Linked DNA regions of Homo sapiens: regions 1 and 3 are each linked to region 2. Evidence: chromatin contacts called from ENCODE Hi-C or POLR2A ChIA-PET data. All regions are on one chromosome and are shown on one strand. The core of a region is the stretch at or near the end of the contact, and the rest is flanking DNA. Distances in the headings are between cores, read along the strand shown.

Region 1 (4,690 bases), core at 427-2,926, 800 kb after region 2:
GCTGGTCAGTTCGTCCGATCCATGTGGTTGTGGCCAGGGAAGGATAGTCCGGGAGAGCTTCACATGTTCGCAGTTGGTTGGTTGTCAGCTGGATGTGGGCCGTGACTTGACCACGTGTCCCTCATCATCCATCAGGCTAGCCCACACTCATTCCTAAAATGGTGGTCACAGGACTCCCAAGTTCAGCAAGAGGGCAAGCCCCAACTCACAAGTGTTTTTTAAGCCTCTGCTTGCACGATGTTAATGTCCCACGTCCACAGCAAGTCACAGTCCAGTGCAGTCAGTGGGGGTAGACACCACCAAAGAGTATAATTTGGGAGACTGGAAATAATTTGTGGCTATTTTCACAATCTGCCACACTCATCTCCCTATTTCCACCTCCTTTGCCTCTCTGAAATCCATTTTCCACACAGCAACCCAAGTAATCATTTTTAAACACACGCACACTCATTTCACTCCCTGGTCCAAACTTATGGCTTCGTTTAAAATACAACCCCTGTTATGAATTTTAAAATCCTTCCGGGATCTGGCCTCTGCCTACCTGCCCAGCTCATCTAGTACCGTCGACTCCTTGCCTACTGTGTCCCAGCAAGAGTGATCTTTTGTTTCCTTGAATACAGAAAACTCCTTCATGCTTCAGATCTTTGCATTTGTTCCCTTTGACTGAAATACTCCTCCCCCTCATATCTGCGGGGCTGGCTTTGTCATTCACATTTCAGCTTAAAACTCATTACAGCGATCTTCCCCGTGCAGCCAATTTAAGAATGACTTCACCTTACTTAAATTTTCTGCAAAGCACATACCAGTGATATTTTGTATGTCCCTGTTCCTGTTTATCACGGCATTCCCGAGGGCCTACAACACTGCCTGGCACATAGGAAGCACATAACAAACATTTGTTGAATTAATGCAGAGCTGCATACTACGTCCCAGGATTGTGCTAAGCTACGGTTACTGTACCCTTCCCATCTCAGCAGGATAGTTTCACAAAATGTAAATTCCACATTGAGGATTAATTGGATGCACGTTACACCTCATCCCACACCAGTAACTCGTCTTCCTCTATTTCCCCACCACTCCCCTTGCCAAATAAAAGGTGAGGAAGCATTTGGAAAACTTAGGGTCATCACTCTGGTCTTTTGCCACATTTCGCTGGCTTCATCGAGCTCAACGCAACATGAACTACTAACAGCAGCAGCACCTGAGATGAGAGGGTGAATGAAGGTAGGAGATTTCACCGCCCGCGGGCGGCAAGGGATCTGCCGCAGCTCTAAAGCACTGCATGCTGGGAGTTGTAGTCTCCCGGGGAGGCCTGGTCTGGTAGGACCGGGGCCCCCGCGGCATGCAGGGAGTTGTAGTCGAAGGGCTGTTGAGACTCCGCCTCTGCACTTATAGTAGCAAGGGGGAATCCTCACTGCATGCTGGGAACTGTAGTCTTCCTGGGTCCCCGTTCCTCCAGGACGCGGAGGCGCCGGAGTTGCCGCCATTTTAGGTCCCGAGGTGCGCCGGCCGAGAACCAGAGCGCAGGCGGGCTCAGTCCTGGCGCCGGGCCGGCCCCGCCCCCGGGGCGCCTGGCGCCCGCCCCTTGCTCAAGCCCCGCCTTTCCCCACGTGTCTGCCGCCTAGGGGAGGTGCCTCATCCGGAGCGGGCCGCCAACGGTCCGGCCCCGTCCGCACAGACGCTCCTGTCGGCGGCGCCCGGGAGCGGCTCGGCTGCCCGATGCTTCCGCCCCGGCTGCCGCGGGCCGGGCTGTACGCTTAGTGCCCGGCTCAGGCCCCCTGAAGCGCCCGCGGGGGTGAGAGCGGCCTCCGGCCCCGCGGAGACGGAGCGGCTTGAGGACGAGGCGGCGGCCGCGGGGAGGAGGATGGGGGCTAACCAGTTAGTGGTGCTCAACGTGTACGACATGGTGAGTGCGGCCCCTGGCGGCCCCGAGCCCTGGCCCAGGCCGGCTTCCTCTCGCCCGTGGGGCTCGGACCCCGGCCCCAGGCGCTTCCTGCCTGGCGTCTCCGCCTCCAGCCTAGTTCTCGGGGGAAGCCGGGGGTGAAGGAGGGAGTATTGTTATTTTTTAATCCTCGCACTCGTCGACGCTCCGGTGAACCCAGTCAGCCCGAGGGTTTTGGCCAAAGCTCGGGTGGGCTTGAACCTCTCCCATCCGCTCAGCTTGGACCCGACCCCGGCTCTGGGCCCGACCCCTTGGCCGACGTGCAGTGTCCTTTCGGCAAAGCTTCCGTTGCGTTTCCAACCCCACTTGCCGGCCCCCGGGGCTGCCCCGGGACCCCCGTCCCGACCGCCTGCGCTCCCAGCTCCTCTGCTTCTGCCGAACTGTCCGTCTCTCTCCATGGCTACGTCTTCAGAAACTCCCAAGCCCCTCTAAGTCCAGAAGGTCACAGCTTTCGGGTGCCTGTGCTAGAATCTCTTCAAAGGTGAACAGGAGCCAACACACCCTTTCCTTGTGTGTTAAAGGCAACCTCGTTAAAATATGAATGAGGCTAACATTTCTCAAGAAAATAGCCCAGCTGAATTATTTAGAGATCCTGGTGGTGCTCCTTTCCTACACTCTGAAGACCACTTTCCAGGTGATGCAACAGGTGACGTGACCACGGGAGAGGGAAGGGAAGAAGTTGTTTATTGTATCATCTAACTTTGGAGTATGGCAAGCACGCAGAATCGAGTCCAAGAACTGGTTTGCCTGATTTTTGCAGTGAAATGCCCCCAGAAAAAAGCACCCGGTAGAGAATTGTCGTTGCAGTTAGATGCATGTTTGGGTGTGTTTGCTTGCTTTGTTCTGTAGAATGGGTTTTTGTTCTGTAGACTGGATTAGTACCTCTGACTGCAGTGCTTAAAATTCCTTGTAAGTTGACTGACAAATGAAAAATTGCCCGTCGTTATTTTTGTTGGCTTAAAGATGCAGGAGAGCAGAAATACTACAGGCCAAGAGTCTTATACAGTTCTAAACTTTGTATTCCCTTGTATTATTTATAAGTTTCTAAATTTACAGTGTTATTATATCTTGGGTAGAGTGGGATTTCTCATGCCATATCTGGGAATTGTGTCAGAAGGGTGTAGGAACTGCCTGCCACTTGAGATGAGTCCTCTGTTGAATTCTGATGTGAGCCTGGAGATGAAAGGAGATGAGTTAACATGCTGAGAAAAGTGGAACAGGACAGAAAAAGTTGAAGAGGAGAATAAGCCAAACAAAAGATCCTAGAAAACCATGGCACTTTGTAAGTTCTGTGGCCTGTGTCACTGGTTGAGAAATAATTCTCTGGATTTAAACTTTTTGTGTTCAGCTGAACACCTTTATCTTTCAAGACTCTTAACTGCCCTTTTACTTTCTCTGTGCACATCCCCCTAATCTGAATTTGGTTTGTTTTTTATTCATGAGGGCTATTACTGTCTTTCAGAATATATTCTGCTCTTGAGATCACAGTGTGCCTTTTCTCCTAGATTATTAAACAAACCCGTATTTAAATTAGGAGTATACAGTGGCCAGAAGCCATGGTTTCAGAGCCTAAAAGAATTTGTGAGAATAGAGGAAGAGAGTTTTACCTTTTATATGAAAACGAAAATGCATGTTTTGGCATATAGTGGGCTTCTTTACACTTGAGGCATTCTGTGATACAGGAAAATCTGCAAATTGTGGTCGATTGGGAAAAGCTAGAGATGGTATTCAGTATTTTCGAAGGGAGGACTGTTCTGAACGATGTTAAAATATTGACTAATGAGCGAGATCTTATTCTTCACATCAAGTTTGTAAAATAGGTAGTTAGAGAAGCAGCAGACAGGGGAGAGAGTAAGTGATCTGCCTAAACAACTAAAAATACAATCTAGAATTTGTAGACCAAAATCTGATTCACTATCTTCTCTACTAATTCCTGCACTTATGTCTTTATATTGCTTTTGCCTGTGAACAGGAGATGAAGCATATGAATGTTTATCGGAATGATAAATAGTTGAATTATTAGACTTTTAATAAACTTGGTCTTATATGTTCTTTTGAGGGCTTTGAGTGTTTTATGTCACTAATTCAGCAACCTACCATTACTTATTATTTTTGACCTGGTAGAAGCCACAAGGATGAGTTAACTGTCCTTTCTTCTTTAAGGAATTTAGAGTATTGTAGAGGAGATACACAACAGTGGCAACAATTCAAGACAGAATAGCATGGTTTTGATAAGAGCAGACAAGGATGCAAAGGAGGAGACTATGTAGTTGTAGGATCAGGGAATGCTGAAAAATCAAAGGTATGAAACTTGAAGAATGGGTAGCATCCACAAGGACAGAGAACAATTGACGTGAACAAAATGGCAGGAATAGGGAAAGCGCAGGTGGGATTTGGGAACTATCAGCTGGTCCAGTATAACTAGAGTAGAGCATAAATGAAAGGAGACAAAACTGAAAGTTTGATTAGAACTTCTTTAGTCAGATGTGTTGTGGGCTTGGGTGAAGGGCTGAGGGGGCTCCTTGAGCCAGCAGAACCATTTAAGGTTTTCATGGAGGGGAACAGTGTGATCAGTTGTTTAGATTGAGATACAAATTTTGGTCTGTTATACTAATTTTTCTCAAGTCAGTTTTGGTTTTTGAAATATTTTTGTTTGATGCCAAGGGTAAATTCCTTTTATCTTTGGTAATTCTTCCTATTCATCAGAGATGCTTTGGATGAGGGTTGCTGTTGTCTGTATAGGCCTAG
Region 2 (4,461 bases), core at 810-3,309:
GTCAACCCTAGTAAGGAAAACAAAAAGATCTTCAAGTACCATCTCCCTGTAAACTTTCAAGTACTATCTCCTTGGTAAACTTTCCAAGTCAAGATAATGTACTGGCAAAAGGAAAACAATTACAGTCCGGATATATATCTTGCATATAATTGTGCATTAAGTCATAAACCTTGGAAAACTAGTAACTTAGTAATAAGTTGCTATTTTAATTATAAAATATTTTCATGTTTTAGACAACCACCCCCGGAATGTTTGTATTCGTTTATACATATTTTGCAAGTGATACTCAAGTTCTGAAGACTAATCTTCATTTCCTACACCATCTTTATTAGACTCTTCCACCTTCGTTTTCCTAAGTAAATACATAACCTAAACCAATGAGTTTCACTCATTTGTCAGCTTCAACCACTGACAAAACCCAGTGGTTGCCTAGTGATGTATAGTTCTACTAAAAGACATATATGACCATGCTTTACCAAATACGGAACACATGTCTAAACTGTTGAGACAACTGCCAATGTATTAACTACAAAAAGCCATTATTTTTTACTTTAGCCTCAACTAAAATCAAAGTGTGAACACTTTATTATGGCTAGAAATTACCCAATATAGATGCATAGGTTTCACTGTTGACTTTCTATTTGGAAACTTCATCAATTGCAAACTACCAGGCTTTCAACCAAAATGCCACATTGGTGAAATGAGTTGGTTTTATTTTCATAACAACATTATTTTGATGGAAGAAATGTGAGCATCCCAGCTTTGACTTGTGGGTAAGCATTTCCTCTGCTTTCAGAACATAAACAGTAAATACCGGTATTGGAAAAACCTGGCCCCAACGAGATTCTTTATCTCTAGGCTAACTGTAGATTCCCGGGAAATCCCAAACAAGGGATGGTGACCCCGCCTCGGCGTCAGGGTCAACACAGCAACCAGCTAGGCTTCAACTTTGGGCTCTGAAGGGCCCCACCGGCATCATGGCTGATGCGGACCGATGCGCCGGAGGAGGTGGACAAGGAAGAGGCTGGTCTGTTTACTTGCAGCCAGAGCTGCCGCCGCCGCCAGCAGCGACAGCATCACTGGATCAGCCAAACCCAGCATCTTCCGCACATTTCTATTCTTAGCACACAACTCCCAAGCGGATCAAAACCCCACTACTATTAAAAACACAGACAAGCACGTTACCCACCTCCCACACACACACCCCCCCCCCCACCCCACCAGTGCCGTCTTTTCCTGCGCGCCAGTGGCGGGGAAGGGTGGGGGAAGGAAGGAGACCCCGGGGACGCCTGTGCATCCTCGCCTTCACCCCACCCCACGCGCAGACAGCCTCAGCGCCAGGGCGCGCGGCAGACGGCTCCCTCCCCCCAACCCAAACACACTGACACCGGCGCTCCACGCGTTATATAACCTCGCCGCCGCCCCCGGTCCAGGCGGGCGCCCCCTCCCCACGCCGCGCGGCCCGGGCGGGGAGGGGCGAGGGGAAGGAGCGAGAGTTGCGCAGACAGCAGGCGCCGGGCCGGGGCAGCCCAGACACAGACGGTACCGCTAGGCCGGGAACACCCCTCCCCCGGCCCGCTGCGCACCGCCGCCCCCCAGCTTTCCCCGGAAAGCGGGGGGTGTCGGTGTCAACCGCGCTGGGCATCCCCCGGCCTCCACACCCACACCCGAAGCCTCCGGTGACCCAGCCCCCGCCCACGCCCCCGGCGCGGTGACAACCCAGAAGCCCCCGCCTCACCCCACCCCGCCGCCATCCCCCGCCTGAGGGAGGCAGGGAGGGCGGACCGGGGCCCGGGGCCCGGAGGGAGTGGAGGCCAGGCGGGGAGGGGGCTAGAGTTGGGGGCGGTGGCTGTTACCTGCAACGGCGGCGGCGGCGGTGGCGGCCCCGCAGCTGCTCGGGCGGCGGCGGAGGATGGAGCCGGGGGGGGGCGGGGGGAGGAGAGGGGGCGACTCGGGGGTCCCCCCTCCCTCCTCCTCCCCTCCTGTCCTCCCCCCACCCCACAGAGCCTCTGGCCTCCTGGAGCCCGGTGCGGCCGGCGGGAGGGCAAGCGAAGGGCTGCAGGGGAGGGAGGGAGGGAGCCGGCCGGGCCGGGCCGCGGAGCTGGAGCGGGAGGCGGCGGCGGCGGCGGCGGCGGCGGGAGGGGGAGGGAGGAGAGAGGGCGGCGGCGGGGAGAGGAGGAGGCGGAGACTCTACATGGGAATCGGATATCGGCTACAAATTCATCACCAGAAAACACCGCTCGGGCGGGGGCCGGGTCACGCCGGCGGGGCGGCGGCTCTGGGCCCCGGGGCGCGCCCGGCGCGGGGAGGGGTTCTGCGGCCTCCTCCCGGGCTGCGCCTCGCTGAGGGGACCCCCCGCCGCCTCCCCGCCCCCTCCTTCCTCCCGCTCGGGGCCGCCGCCGATCGGTTCTCGCCGTCGCCGCGGGGCTTGTTGTTGACTTTGAGGAAAACTCCTGACGTCAGGGGCTGGCTCTCGGCGACTGGCGGGAGCGGCTTCCCCGCGTCCCCGGCCCTGCCCGCCGCCTCTGCTCCCCTCCCTGCCCGGCCCTCGTCCTCAGGCTTCCCCGCGCCCCCAAACCAGCGGTGCCCCGCGCCCCCTCTCCTCTCGCGAGAACATCCCCCTAGCCAGCCAGAGCCGGGAGCGGGGGCAGTCGCTCCCGGGCGGGAAGTTCTGGGTTTCCCCCTCGCCCGCGTGGCCCTTGGCGGGCACCCGAGGCCCGGGAGCGGAGGCTCCTCGCCCAGCCGCTTCCTCGGCGCATCCGCCCACCCGCCCTGGCCGCGGACGCGCGCGCCGCCAGGCCCCGGGCGTCTCCTCCAGTCCGCCGCGGCCCCTTGGGGAGATGGGCCCGGCGCGAGGGCTCGCACCTGGAAGCCCACGAAGTGGGCGGTGCCCAATGAGGTAGGGACCGGAGAGCGCGGAGCAGTCCAGAAGCCGACCCCACCCCCTGCACCTCGGGGAAGAGGGAACCCGGGTCAGCCCGTAGCAAGAATCATTCCTGACTATCCCAGGAGACCACGGCAGACCAAAAACACCTCTCTGAACAGCCTTCCGCACCGCTCGCTGCAAGCATTCGTCCACACACGGTACACAGATTGCGGGCGGATCGTAATTCACTCTTGAAATCACACCCTTTTTAGGGATATTCGTTTTCAATGACTTTGGGAAAGCCACGAGGTACTACATTTACTACGAAGAGACCGTTTCTTTATTTTGAAGTCAGTGACTCCTGAGACTGCATTGGGGACAACTTTTTTGCACAATGACCATATTTTACCATGCAGCGCACTTCAGAAAATTATAAAAGTTTACAAGTTTTATCGCTTCTGGAAACACCTGGGCAGCATCCCTATTATCCCGCCACGTGGCTCTAGCCTTGTTGATGTACCTGTTACTTTCTCCCACTGCAACATTTTTGTTAATGTCTGTGGCTTCTTTCTGCAGAAGAGTTCCTCCTCCTGACATGCACTTCATTCTCTGCTTTTCTATGTCTTGACAACTCTCTTATGGTAGTCATTTTCTTATACTGTAGCCCCCTGGTATTTATGTACTGTGTGGTATTAATATTTATACTTCCAGGTTCACATCTTTTATGAACTGTGCATCTGTTGGGATTGTGGACAGGAGTAGGAAACCAAATAAAAGGGTTTTTTAAAAAAGTCAGTTTTCTCCGTTTGTAAGGGAAACTTGTCTCCCTGACCACCCTGGAGCAAAATTTGCCATTTTAAGATAACACAGTCCGTCTGAGAGAAAGTCCTGCACCATGCCTTTCCCCTTTTCCCATATTTCCCAGCATGCTATGAGCTGATGAATAAACAGACTTTGTCCTATTTTCGTTGTATCTATAAAATATACATAATGTATTCCCATAATTATCAGACCTCTCACAGTCACTATTGGTAAAATTATTGGGTTACAGGTTTCTTGCTGTAAAACACAAAAATAGGTCATATTTTTATTCCATAGTACCCCAACTTGCTTTTTATTTTTAAGAAAATAGTCCCTTATGACACCAGCACTAAAAAGAGTGTCTGAAACTTTAAATACTTAACTTTTGAGAGTCAGAGTATCCGGAATTACTGAATTACTAGATATCTCTTATCAGTGAGATGTTCATTTGTTCCCAAATTTAACATCAATATATTTACAAGAACTGAATGTGTCTTATGAGCCATACTACCTCAAAATATTTCTCCCAGTCTGGTCAGATTGCATTAAATCTTAGGTGGATTAAACCCTAAAATTCAGTATGTGAGAATGGATTATATACTCTCGGCTTCATGTATTTGAAGAATTATAAGTTTTTATTTCTGTTCAATTTTTGCTTGTGGACTATAGTAGTTTCATAAGTTTCCATAATAAAAGCATGTTTGATTTTGTTATTGAATTACTATTGATTAGGGATATTATTTATTTAAATAACGTTGTTCTTTCTCTTAGACTATGCCGGTATGAATTTGGTA
Region 3 (4,197 bases), core at 193-2,692, 540 kb before region 2:
TTTTCTGCCTTGTCAGCATATCATTGTCTCATGTTCTGCATTAATGACAGAAAGGATATTAAACCTATTAACACTGAGCGGATTCTGCTTTTATTGTCAATGAATTCTTCTTCTGTATCATTCTCTTGGCCTAACTTAACTAATGCAGAGTGCTGAATATTGAGTGCTATGCTAACTTTGAAGAGTGTCCAGCACCTTTTGGGTTTGGATTTCTAGTTTTATGTATAGTTAGAAGCCTGCCCCCTCCATAAGCTGTTATCATATTACCTGAATGACTTTAACATGGAATGTTTAAAAATGATACCTTAAATATGATAAATCAAAAGTTTCCTTGTAAATGTGGTATTGTGACAGCAGCTTTCAGCTCCTTTGTTGCATCCTTTAGCATTTACTATTTTGAATATATATTCATGAAACAAGAATGGCTTGATGGCCAGGCATGGTGGCTCACACCTGTAATCCCAGCACTTTGGGAGGCTGAGGCAGGTGGATCAGTTGAGATCAGGAGTTTGAGACCAGCCTGGCCATCATGGTGAAACCCCATCTCTACTAAAAATACAAAAATAGCTGGATGTGTTGGTGCACGCCTGTAATCCCAGTTACCTGGGAGGCTGAGGCAGGAGAATTGCTTGAACCTGGGAGGCGGAGGTTGCAGTGAGCCAAGATTGCGCCACTGCACTTCAGCCTGGGCAACAGAGGAAGAACCTGTCTCCAAAAAAAAAAAAAAAAAAATAATGGCTTGTACAGTTGACAAGGAGGGGATCAGGCATGACTTGGAGACCAGGCCACCCATATGTTTCTGGTGGTTTCTTAGGACTCAAGGACTTTTTGGAGAATATACTTAACAACTATTGATGACATTGGATATATTTTTTATGTTGATTTGAAGTCTTCATATTGTTTCCGACCTTTCGCCTTTCACTTGGCCTCTTTATGCCATAAGGGAGGTAAGAGTAACAGTAACCTCTTTTTCTTGCTTAATGATCAAAGTACCTTCACATGGTAACCAAGATGGAACTGCTTAAATTCCTTTCTGTAGCTCACAGTACCTTGGAGAAGTTTATACTTTTCAAAAAAGAGAAAAGATTCCAAGGGTACTTTTCTGGGGCTTTAGTCCAGCTTGTGATTTTGGAGTGGATCATTGGCCTGCTCTGCATAGCTGGCTTTAAAAGACTACAGCAGGAACTTCCCAGAAATGAGGAACAAAGAAATGTTGTAGTCAGCCTTCTAGACTTTCTTTTTAAAAACGGTGTAGTAACACTTATTAGTGATACCTAATAATGCTTAAAATTAATAATAACTGGAGTAATTTAGAAATTATAAGACATTTCTTAGCCACTCCACATTTCAAGGTGGAGCTCATGCATATACATTAGACCAACTCTTTTGCTTAAACACTTGGCTGAGATTGTTAAGGGACTTTCTCAGTCCTTTTGGCCCTGATTGCTGCGCTAAGTTTCTTAAATATTACATGCTCATTAGTGCGTGTAAGTACATGCTTTTCACCCCAGAACACTCATGATCTTTACGTCATCTTTCTGCCTCAGCTGCTCTTTCATCTGGATCATGGAATGTTGCAGGGTTAACACAGTGTTGCTGGCTTTGCGTCAAGAAGCTCCTTGATTACATTCATCAACACATTCACATGGTGTTTCCAAGCACTCATAGAACATTTGCCATGGAGGATGGTAATTTGGAGAACTGCCCTTTCACTCTCACATTGATATGCCACATGTGTCTGTACAGCTTCCCATTGTGAGAGCCTCATTCAGGTGTGGCTCTGGGCTGGACCTGTGGATTGCGGGATCTAGAGCAGGACTGTAGCTAACTGGGCAGTTACCCTGGGTGGCTGGAATCGGCTGTTTCTGAAAGGCAGATTATATAAGTAGCACTGTTAGTCCCAGGGGATAAGTGGGCTAAAAAATGAAAGCTCAGACAAGATGAAGCCAGATGGCCACAGGAATGGAGTAGGAAGCAAGGCCTTGTGTTGAGGAGAGGGGACTGCCAGCCCAGAGCTCTTTCTAAAAAAATTATTTGTGGGGTTGCTTGCTGCTATTTGTTATGTGGACTGGCTGAGTCAAAACAAAACCAAACCAAAACCAAGATTTAGTAACACCTGAGTGAATGAGTAGATAATCCTAAATTGCCAAAATGACTACCTACCTGCAAGCTTCCCAGGTGGGCTCAAAGCTACCTTGAAGCATGCGTTGCATTTGCCTTACAGAAAGGAGGAGTGTGTCAGCCCAGTGGTTACGTGGAGTTTGAGTGTAATCGTTTTGTGGTCTCACTGTTGAATGATGGGCCTAACAAGACATCTGTATATTGGAGTTTTATCTTTGATAATTTTCTGTGGTTCCATAGTCTAAATTTGGTGAGTTAATATTCTGAAACACTTTTGAACCAGAACGACTGAACTCTAGTTTCTAATTCAAAATAGGTAATGTTTTCAGTTTAGATCATGAAATATTAGAACTGAGAGGGAGCTTTACCTCACCTCTTTTGACACCATCCTATAGCAGACTCTTTATTCATTTATTTGTTTTCTTGTTGTTTATTCTGTTGAGCATCTACTGTGTGACAAACACTACTCTTGACAAGAGGATATTCTGAAAATAGATAAAGTCTATTAAACGTAAGTTTCCCATAAGCAGCAAGTTTGTTAGATTTTTATCCTGTTGTGGATCTGTCTGTTTGCATACTTATAAACACTGAGCTTTTTTGATCATTCTTTTTTGAGATGGAGTCTTGCTCTGTCACCTAGGCTAGAGTGCAGTGGCACGATCTCAGCTCACTGCAACTTCCACCTCCCAGGTTCAAGCAATTCTTGTGCCTCAGCCTCCCAAGTAGCTGGGACTACAGGTGCGCACTACCACACCCAGCTAATTTTTGTATTTTTAATAGAGACAGAGTTTCAGCATGTTGGTCAGGCTGGTCTGGAACTCCTGACCTCAAGTGATCCGCCCACCTCGGCCTCCCAAAGTGTTGGAATTACAGGCGTGAGCCACTGCGCCTGGCCTTTTTTGTTCATTCTTTTTCCTTGGAACTTTGGCTTTGGTGACTGCATGGTATCAGGAACAGATAAGAATCTCATTGAATAGTTACTTTTGCTCTTCATTAAGTCTTAGTGATTTAAGAAAGGTGACTGTAAGATGCCTATATTGACTTGCTGTCCTTAAAGAGTGAATTTTTCTTTTCTTTTAGAATCATAGATCCTAACTGGATTGCATATCCTTGATAAAGCTAGACCCCTTTTACGTTATAGAACTTTTATGGAAATGCAAATAGACACATATTCAATTTTGCTGGTGTTTATTTTTTTACTTAACTAGGATAATTTAATCTTGCCTTGATTCTTCCACTTTTTTACATAGTAATTGTGTTTGATTATATTCGATTAAAACAATTTACTTCTTTTTTCATTTCCTTGGAAGAAAAATTATTTTTATCAATTTAAAACAAATCAGGAAATTCTAAAGTGAAGATCACTCTGCTTCCATGAATTTTATATTTGCAGCAACTTATTCTTTTTTAAACAAAAAGGGCTTTTATGAAACTGCTAATAATTGTAACTTTGTTCAGTATTACATGTTTCTTCAAATGTGGCTGCTTTCCAAATACCACAAATAGTTTATTTTACCTTTAAGAGATGTTTTAAATTGAATCATTGGTTAATTCTGAAAGTAATTCAAGCAGAGTTTATAATCCTCTACACTATGACTCTTTAAAACTTGCTAATTAAAAAAAAATCATAGTTGGCCCTTTTCTCATAGTTTAGACCTTGGCAATGAAAAGGAAACTGCAAGCATTTATTTCAAATGAATTTGAAACCGTGGTTTAGTCTTCAACTCTTTAACAAAACAGGGAACACCATATGTAACAGTCCAGCATACATTTTTTGCTTTTTATGTCTTGAAAGTTTCCTGCCTCACTTTCTCTTTGTCTACTGGATATTTTTATTCAGTTGATAAATTGCAAATATCCTAGAATATTTTATATGGGACTTATTTAATCAATGAGATTGTATCCTTGCTATTTTACATGCCAGAGCATTTTGGCATTTGGTTCACTTCTACTCCCAATAAACAGCTTAGGATAGAGTACTTCTGAGAATTGCTGAAGAAGGGTGGGTCTTGGCAATGATCAAACCCAGTGGGATAAGATTGTGTTAAATTGTGAATGTTATATGCATAGCCAGGA

The links. Hi-C counts contacts between places; a loop is a spot of excess contacts on that map. ChIA-PET counts read pairs that join two places held with the same protein, here RNA polymerase II (POLR2A). Pooled maps may share reads with other maps.
Region 1: a map of B cell shows a loop between it and region 2 (10-fold over the local background). The contact joins the promoter of DESI2 here to the promoter of AKT3 in region 2. A Hi-C loop is called at or near these places in 5 of 168 maps with a recorded cell type or tissue (B cell, CD4-positive, alpha-beta memory T cell, CD8-positive, alpha-beta T cell and 1 more), 3 of 37 single-sample maps with no recorded cell type and 18 of 50 pooled maps. POLR2A ChIA-PET finds 5 or more read pairs at or near these places in 1 of 52 experiments (T-cell).
Region 3: a loop to region 2 is called in a map with no recorded cell type, with 6 times the contacts of the local background. The contact joins the enhancer-like site here to the promoter of AKT3 in region 2. A Hi-C loop is called at or near these places in 1 of 37 single-sample maps with no recorded cell type and 2 of 50 pooled maps. POLR2A ChIA-PET finds 5 or more read pairs at or near these places in 2 of 52 experiments (B cell and T-cell).

Annotation. Positions count from the first base shown.
Region 1 is chr1:244,651,450-244,656,139 of GRCh38, forward strand. DESI2 (desumoylating isopeptidase 2) reads left to right here and starts at 1,677. Exons shown (of 5, transcript NM_016076.5): 1 at 1,677-1,906. The coding sequence starts at 1,865. RefSeq lists enhancers at 348-921, 1,181-1,340 and a silencer at 1,421-2,190.
Region 2 is chr1:243,848,184-243,852,644 of GRCh38, forward strand. It overlaps AKT3 (AKT serine/threonine kinase 3), which reads right to left and starts at 2,060. Exons shown (of 14, transcript NM_005465.7): 1 at 1,857-2,060. RefSeq lists an enhancer at 969-1,469.
Region 3 is chr1:243,311,994-243,316,190 of GRCh38, forward strand. All of the region lies in intron 8 of SDCCAG8 (SHH signaling and ciliogenesis regulator SDCCAG8), which reads left to right. Among named protein-coding and RNA genes, the nearest start is that of MIR4677, 32 kb to the right of the region's middle. Within about 2 kb of position 1,443, at least 5 of the 41 ENCODE cell types and tissues checked have a DNase peak (open chromatin) inside an H3K27ac peak, as active enhancers do; they include B cell, where a contact is called at or near this core.